Regions from separate parts of the Mus musculus genome. Here region 1 is linked to region 2. A link is a loop called in an ENCODE intact Hi-C map of the cell type or tissue named here. Cell type or tissue: gastrocnemius. All regions are shown on one strand. Links, peaks and the distances in the headings refer to the core of each region. The heading gives the core; the rest is flanking DNA.

Region 1 (4,394 bases), core at 315-4,314, 130 kb before region 2:
TTCAGGGAGAATTCTTGTTTCTGTGGCTCTGTCAGACTTTAAAATCACACTAATCTCCCAGCAGCTGTGTCATTGTTGATGGTTTAAGAATTCCGTTTCTTGATACGATCGATGACCTGCCACCCCAGCTCTGGCTGATTGAGTTGACACTGGGGCTTTCCCCATTCCGCCACAGTGGACCTTCACCTCCCAGGCTTAGAACTTGATGGAAGAGCTTAAAGTCCTGTAAGCCAGTGTTTTAGTGAACAACCTGAAATGCATGCTTATTCTTCCAACTTAGCCAATTTACTGGTGTGTCACACCCATCCTTCCCTGTGTTCTGACAGCAGCTGAATTGTTCCTCATCAGTGTTCTGATGTTTGAGGGCACCTGCTACACTGCCCTGTTTTGTCTTTGAGCTTGCCTCTTCCGATCATATAAACGGAATCTTACACAGAAAAGAGAAGACACGTTAGCTTATTTCACTTGCCATATGTCTAAATTTCTGTCATGTTATGGCCTATATTTTAAAATCCCTGTTTTGTTTATCTACTTGTCAGGTGACAGACATGCTAATAGTTTCCAGTTTGAGGCTGCTGTACATAACAGCCACTGTAAACATTCATGTATGTGTTTGATAGGGATGCGCGTTCTCATTTCTCTCAGGTATGAAATTCCTGGATCATATATGAACTCTCAGAAAATTTAATAATTTTTAAAATTTTAGTCTTATGCACATTGGTGATTTGACTGCATGTATGTCTGTATAAGGGTGTTGGATCCCCTGGAACTAGAGTTGCAGACAGCTGTGAGCTGCCATGTGGTTGCTGGGAATTGAACCCAGATCCTCTGGAAGAGCAGCCAGTGTTCTTAACCACTAAGCCATCTCTCTTGTCCCCAGAAAAAAAAAATTTGAGACAAGATCTCTATGTCTTGGAACTTGCTGTGTAGTCAGTCCCAGCTGTCCTGGAGCCTGATGTGTAGACCAGGATGGCACCAAACTCATAGAGATCCACTTGTCTCTGCCTGCCTAGGTCTGAGATTAAAGATGTGAGCCATGACACCCGACTCTGTAAAAAAAATTGAAGACCAGACTGTTCCGTCCCTTCCCCTTCCCCTTCCCCTTCCCCTTCCCCTTCCCCTTCCCCTTTCCCTTCCTTTTTCTATGTATGAGTGCTCTGTCTGCATGTACACTTGCATACCAGAAGAGGGCACCACATCCCAATACAGATGGTTGTGAGCCACCATGTGCTTGCTGGGAATTGAATTTAGGCCCTCTGGAAGAGCAGTCAGTGCTCTTAACCACTGAGCCATCTCTCCGGCCCCCCAGACTGTTTTCTACGTTGATAATCACATCCCCAATACAGTCCCACAAAAGTATAACTTTCTTTTCTGAAGTAGACACTTGGTCCCACCAGCCAAAAAAAAAAAAAAAAAATCTTTGTCAAAACTTGTTAATTGCCTTTAAAGACACTCCCCTTTTCTTTCTTTAAAAATTACATGTATGAATGTTTTGTCTCTCTGTGTGTGTGTGTGTGTGCACCACATGAATGCCTGGTACCTGTGGCACCAGAAAAGAGCAGTAGATTCCTTTGAACCAAATCTACAGCTGCTTGTGAGCCACCAAGTGGATGCTAAGACCCAAACCCAAAGTCTTCAGCAAGAACAGCAAGTGCTCTTAACTGATGAACCATCTCTCCATACCCTGACTGACCTTTTGATACTAGCTGACCATTGGATATGGAATGGTGTAACTCCTCGTGGGTTGCGCCACATTTCTCTGATGATTAACAGAGTGGACATTTGAAAAGCTTTTAACTTGTGTTATCTTGCCTCATGCATGCAATACCTGAAGAAGCCAGAAGAGGGCACAAGATGCTGGGGATTTGGACTAAGGTCTTCCTAATTCCTCCTCTGAGCCATCTCTCCAGCCTGCTTTAAACATTTCGAATTGTTAGCTAGGATGGGGCTAGAACACTTGCTTAGCACATGGGAGTCCCTGAGCTCCACTCTTAGCACTCTCTCTCAATATATAAAAAAAGTCTACAATTAAAACTTCACTTCAGAGGGCTAGAGAGTTGGCTCAGTGGTTAACACTGGCTGCTCTTCCAGAGGACCCCAGTTCAATTCCCAGCACCAACATGGCAGCTCACAACTGTCTGTAACTCCAGTTCCAGGAGATCCAACACCCTTATACAGACAGACATGCAGTCAAATCACCAGTGTACATAAAATAAAATAAATCACTAAACCTCACTTAAAACCATGAGTCAGAGAAGAGGGGAAAACATGAAAACCGTTTCAACAGGTTCTCATGATGAAGTTATCAGACAAATGTAGAAAAAAAAAAGGCGTGATAAGGAAGAGGCTTGGGGCATGGGCCTGGAGAAAGTCTGAAATACCATTTTTTTTTCCTTTTAGAACCAACTAAAGAGATTTATAAAAGTGGGCACTGTGACCCATTCCTTTAAGACTTCTGTCGGTGGTTCCCAATTACCTTGTGTCCACAGCATCTCTTATTTTCTCCCACAGTTCTCATACTGCCCATCTGCCTTCAGGAAGGGTCCATGGTGGTGCAGTGTGATAGAGATGACTGATGACATCATTTCCAGACTGTTGTGAAGCACAGACTGTTCCTGCAGTTGGCAGAAGGCATAGGATGGTAGAGAGAACTCACAAGACGTGACCCCGAGGGCTTGGGGTCACCTTTAACCTTATTTACATTTCCAATACAGTCCCACAAAAGTATAACTTGCTTTTCTGAAGTAGACATTTGGTCCCACCAGCCCCCCCCAAAAAAAATGTCTTTCTTATGATTATGTATCTTTTCAGAGTTCCTGAGTTGGAGGTAGAAGAGGAAAACCAAGTCCAAGAGATGACCTTAGATGAGTGGAAAAACCTTCAAGAACAAACCAGACCAAAGCCTGAGTTCAATATTCGGAAGCCAGAGTCCACAGTTCCTTCCAAGGCAGTGGTGATTCACAAGTCCAGATACAGAGACGATGTAAGCTTGTCTCAGGGGAATCTGTACTGTTGACCTCATGAGGCACATAATAGCCCAGTCTCAGTGGGTGTGGAAATAGGACCTTGCTATTTGGCATTCTTGTTCTCCTCTCCCCACCACCAAAACATTTATTTTGTATTTGAGGAGTACATGTCAAACCTGTGGTTGTCAGGAATAGAGACTTGGTGCCCACTTAGCCATCTTGCTGGCCTGCCGCTTGGCATTCTTGTTTCTGTTCAAGCTTCATCAAGGATGATGGAAAGGACTAGAACTTGGCATGTGCACAGTCAGGTACTACACATTCTCTGGAAGCCTTGAAAGTCTGGTCTCTCAGTGAAAGAGGCACAGAGGAGATGTTTTGAACATTACTGGCTCTGCCTTTTGATGATCAGAATGCAATCCTCTCAGGTCCTTTGGTTTTAGACTTTAGTGTGTCACCTGGTCTGGTATTAAAACTATCCTCCTGCTTCAGCACCCTGAGCTGTGCACCACCATGAGTGCTTATCTTCCAATGGGTCAGTTGATCAGTTGAAGCAATAGCTGGGAACATAAGTTCTGTGATCCCTTTGTACAGTATTTTAATAGCCCTGCTTCCTCTGCCCAGCTCTAGAAACAAAAGAGAAGCCCCTGGCCTGCTGATAGCACGGTCAGACACCATTCCACAACCAGCTGTCCTGAAGGCATTATTAAGGACTTCAGTGTTGTGCAGACCTTATTGTTCTGCATGGTTTCTATACAGCTCTATCCCTGTGTGTGTACACGTGTGCCTGTCACTCTCCACTTTTATTTTCCGAGACAAGATCTCAGTGAACCTGGGCCTCACCAATGCAACTAGACTGGCTAGTGAGCTCCAAGAAGACTGTCTTTGCCTCCCTGGTGCTGCAGCTATAGATGTGCCCTGCCACAGTCAGCTTTTTGATTGAGTGTTGGGCATATAAACTCAAGTCCCTATGCAAGCACGTTACCAACGTGGTTCTGTTTCCAGAGACCAACATCAGACTTTTTACCAGATGCCTGAACCGAGATATTCCAGGGAAAAGCATCAGTCATTTAATTGCATTTGTTTGTTTGTTGCTGAAGTTAAAGGAACTCTGAAGCACCCGGGTGTAGAATGTAAGAATTCCTGTTGTCAGTCACAGCATGAAACCATGCAGATGGCTGTGATGAACAGTCGTCTTCCCTGCTGGATATTACTCCCTGACTTGCAGTCAGAAGTTTGTTAGATTTCTAGCACTGTTGAAAAATGCCTGAGGTCATTTATAGTGAGAAAAGCTTTGGTTCAGCCTCAGGTTGTGTGGCCCAGTGGCTTTGGGCCTGTCACATCAAAAATGCAAACAGATGGCAGAAAACCTTATTTGCTTGCCAGACTGTGGCCCAAAACCAGCCACGTGTCCAAGTGTCTCTATCCAGA
Region 2 (4,394 bases), core at 238-4,237:
CAGGGGGAGGGGGGATTTTCAGAGAGGAAACTAGGAAAGGGGATAGCATTTGAAATGAAATAAAGAAAAAAACAAAACAACAACAAAAACCCAGGAAGACCAGAATGCCAGGAGAAACACACAAACTGTGGAAGCCTGGCTCCTGAGGCATAAAGGAGAACAGGACTTAAGTGGGAACAGGGCTACTGACCATTAGTGTCACACTCTGACAAAGAATCTGGCTACACTATGCCCACCTCCTGGAGAAAAAAAAAAAAAAAAAAAAAAAAAAAAGCAAGGTTGAACTCAAAGGTAATGGACTAGGTTGTCAGGCCGAAGCCGTCTCACAACAGGTAACACAGGTAACGTTAGTACAAGCTGTGCATGGTTACAATTCACTCTTCCCCATCAGCCGTGCAGTCAGAGGGAGGGCAGAGACATGACATAGCAAAAAAGAGGGTGTGAGCAAATTCTACAGACAAGTCCTGTGCAGAGAAGGACGATGTGACTGCTAAGGAGGTGAGGTGCTTGGAGGACAGGACCCCAAGACTGGAGGCTCGGGCTTAAGGAGATATAAGTCCACCTGAAGAAGAGCCCGCGCTGACAGTACTACTGAGGGGTTCTCTGCCCTAAAAGAACGGCTTAGGGACCTGGTTCAACCACTGAGGCTCAGGTCATCATCACTACTGTAGAAGGGAGTCAGCCTGCAATGTGAACTGGCAGAGAACTGGGCAGCACTGACTGTGGCGGTTGTAAACATGAGAAATGCAGAAGTTATGGGACCGTGACAGCTTGCACCAATGTCCCACAGAGCTGCTGGGGCCAGGCCATGTGTAGCAGTGTCACATTCCTGCAAGTGGCTTGAAAGGCCACCCCATAGAGCTGTGAAGGTAAAGCTTACGATGTTGCAATGGGGATCCCAGGATACTACAGACGCCAGGACTGTGGGACATCTGCTAAAGAAAGCCTCCCACATAGAGTGGAGCCAGCTCAGCAGAAGGGCAACACATGCTGCAGACAGCAGAAATGGATGGGTGGGGCTGTCTAGGCTTATTGGAGCGCAGGACTCCACCAAGAGTTCCAGGTGAGGGACATGGAGTTTGGCTTTTGGTATTAGTCCTGCTGTAATTTGGTCTTTCCTTGCTGTCTTGGTTAGTTTTTATCAACCTGACACAAAAAAATATCTGAGATGAAGGAATCTTGACTGAGAAAATCCCTCTTCAATAAGACTGGTCTGTAAGCAAGTCTGTAGGACATCTTAATAGATGATTGGTGTGGGAAAGTCTGTCTCATTGTGGGTGGGACTACTTTTGGGTGAGTGCTCCTAGGCTGTACAGAAAAGCAGGCTGACCAAGCTATGGGGACAAGCCAGTCAGCAGTGCTCCTCTATGGCTCCTGTTTCACTTCCTGCCTCCAGGTCCTTGCCTTAAGTTCATGCCCCGACTTGCTTCATTGACGGACTGTGATGTGTAAGTATAAGACAAAATAAACCCTTTCCTCACCAAGTTATGTTTGGTGATGGTGTTTATCACCACAAAAGAAACCCTAAGACACCCATTATCATTCCTTTTTTCTCAAATGAAAGTATTTACTCTACACCACTGTATATTGAAAATGTGTAAAATTTTAAAAATAATTTATTTTACAGGGAGCTGACAGTTCGAAGCCTGAATCTCAGAAAAGCCTTTGGATTATTTATTATTATCTAAAAAATCATATAGAGGTGTGTATGTGTATATGTGTTCATGTGTACAGGAGCCCTTGGACACCAGGAGAGGGTGTCAGATCCCTCAGAACTGGAGTTCCAGGTTGTTGTAAGCCAGTGTGTGGGTGTTGGGACCTGAACCTAGGTCCTCTGAAATAGCAGCACGTGCCCTTGACCATTAAGCCAACTCACCAGCCCCTTGGATAACTATTTTGTCACAAAGACTATTGAACACAGCCTTGCCATGTACAACTCCTAGTATGAGAAGACACATGTGTCTGAGAGAATCATATCACAAGTGAAACATGTCTTACCAGAGGAGGAAATTTCTTCACCTCTTTTCATTCCCAATCTTTTGTAAATTTCTCTCTCAGGATCAACATAGATTTCATGAGAATATCCAGTCAGTTTGCAGAAAGGCTAAAAAAAGAGAATAAAATAATTGGAATTTCTCATGAGAACAAATGAGAGACAAATAAGGACAACCTAGCTTTCTGCCAAGGAGCCTATACTCAGCTCAACAAATGTAATTTTGTATCTGAAACCTATTTAAAACAGTGGCCCCTCAGTTTGCTAGATAGTTACCTCAATATGATGGTATGATGATTGTCCAATCACTATGAGGGTGACATCTGCTTCCTTTGGGAGGAAGAAGGACAAGTACATATTATTAGAAACTATGTGTATTCGAAAGAACTTTCCCTAAAGCAATTCTTTCATTTTGTTCTAATGCCACCTATAGGCTTCGAAGAGAATAGAAAACAAAATTGCTTGAGTAGAAAGAAATGCATACTACGATATTTGAGTAACTCAGATGATTTGTTTTCTCTAGGTAAGAATTTCAAGGCCTAAGAGTCAAACATAAAACTATTAGAAGGAAACGCAGAGGGAAGCTCAGTAGCACTTGTGTAGCAGTGGTCTGGCTCGGTGAGTAAAGGTGCTGTTGTGCCTGCTGACCTGAGTTCCATCTCAGGGACCCACGTGGTGGGGAGAACTGACTCCTGCGAGCTGCCTGACCTCCACACTTGCACATATAAGTCAATAAGACACAGAAACGAAAGTTAACACACCAAGAAGGTTGTGTATTCCTTATAGCAAAGGAAAACGACAGAGAAAAGACACAACCCACTGACTGGACTAAGAAAACCTATGCAAAGTAGGCACTTGTCAAAAAGACCTATGAAGTCTATGTTACAAATTCAAATACAGCAAGAAGACAATCCAGTTTTTAAAAATGGACCAAAAATGGGATAGGGATCAGGACCTGTCTAGTACTCTCAGGTTCTGAGATTTGACCTCTAACAACCAAGGACTAAGCCAGAAGCCGTGTGAAATCATTCTCGGGCTGGGGAGATGGTTCGGGGGGGTAAAGTGCTTGCTGAGGATCTGAGTTCTGTCCCCAGAATCCATGCACAAAGGCTAGTGCAGCTGCACGTGTGTGCAAAACCCCACAAAACCCCAGCAAGACAGAGGAGGAAGCAGGTGGATCCTGTCGCTCCCCGTCCAGTCAGTCCATTCATATCAGCAAGCTCCAGACCAGCGAGATGTTACATAAAAACCACGAATAGCCCCTGAGGAGCAACACTTGTGGTTTACCCTCTGGCCTTCACGCACATGCATGTGCAAACTTGTACACCCACGTGCACAAATTTGTACACTCTCGACACAAACTGTTGAGCATCGCTTATCATTAGAGACATGAAAACAGAAATGAGGTATTCCTTCACCCTAGGAGAGATGCTACTAATCAAACAGAAGGAAGTATCGGTGAGGACATGGAACAAAGAGGATCTTTACACGGTGCTGGTAAGAATGAACTGAACAGCTTCTACAATCAGGGCAGTACAAGGGTTCTTCCAAAACTTAAAGAGAACTGCCACGTGATTCAGAACTGCTACTGTGGGTGACACAGCCGAAAGAATTAAAATGAGCACGCCAAAGAAACCCCACACTTCCATGTTCACCGTAGCACCGTCAACACCAGCTGAGGTGAGGAAGCAACTCAGGTGTCCATCAGTGGACAAATGCATAAAGTGTGGTACCCCAAGAAGTAGCATCCAACCATAAAAAAGAAATTGGTTCTGGTTTTTCCGAAACAGGGTTTCTCTGTGTAAGAGCCCTGGCGGTCCTAGATTTGATTTGTAGGCCAGGCTGCTCTCTAACTTTCAGAGCTACTCCTGCCTCTCTCTGCTTCCTGAGTGCTGGCATTAAAGGCATGGGCCAGCAAGCCTGGCTGAGGGGTTTGTTTGTTTTTGTTATCTGTAAAACATGGAGGCCATTCTGCTGAGTGAAATAAGCCAGGGACAGAAAGACAAACACTGGATGACCTCACACGGAATACATACGGAGTCAAACATTATAACTCATGGAAGTAGAGAACAAAACAGTGGCTACCACGGGCTGGGAGAAAGGGGGTGGAACACACTGAAACGTGCTCAAAGGGTACAATTTCAGGGAGACATGAGCAAGAGGGATCCTTTTAGAAATGTGCTGTCCAGCACAGTGACACAGTTACTAGTAATGTGCTACTCCAAAATCACCAAAAGCCATCTACTTTAAATGTTCTTTGTGAGGGCTGGAGAGATGGCTCAATGGTTAAGAACACTGACTGCTATTCCAGAGGTCCTGAGTTCAGTTCCCAGCAACCACATAGTGGCTCACAACCATCTGTAATGAGATAGGATGCCCTCTTCTGGTGTTTCTGAAGACA

The links. A loop is a pair of places that touch in the nucleus more often than their neighbours do. Peaks named below come from ENCODE experiments on the same cell type or tissue, not always from the same donor. Only the 100,000 strongest peaks of a DNase experiment are listed, where the experiment ranks them.
Region 1: it touches region 2 in a loop (4-fold over the local background); 32 of 42 quality-filtered maps call a loop at or near these places.

The regions. Positions count from the first base shown.
Region 1 is chr13:64,179,296-64,183,689 of GRCm38, forward strand. Habp4 (hyaluronic acid binding protein 4) reads left to right here. Exons shown (of 8, transcript NM_019986.3): 6 at 2,812-2,983. Among named protein-coding and RNA genes, the nearest start is that of Habp4, 20 kb to the left of the region's middle. In gastrocnemius, for the core only: a CTCF peak has its summit at 1,835 (motif pointing right); a DNase peak (open chromatin) is centred at 1,845.
Region 2 is chr13:64,306,824-64,311,217 of GRCm38, forward strand. Prxl2c (peroxiredoxin like 2C) reads right to left here. Exons shown (of 6, transcript NM_025370.3): 3 at 2,270-2,323; 4 at 1,999-2,104. Among named protein-coding and RNA genes, the nearest start is that of Prxl2c, 3.7 kb to the right of the region's middle. In gastrocnemius, for the core only: a CTCF peak has its summit at 2,438; a DNase peak (open chromatin) is centred at 931; H3K4me3 peaks cover 262 bases; H3K27ac peaks cover 1,800 bases.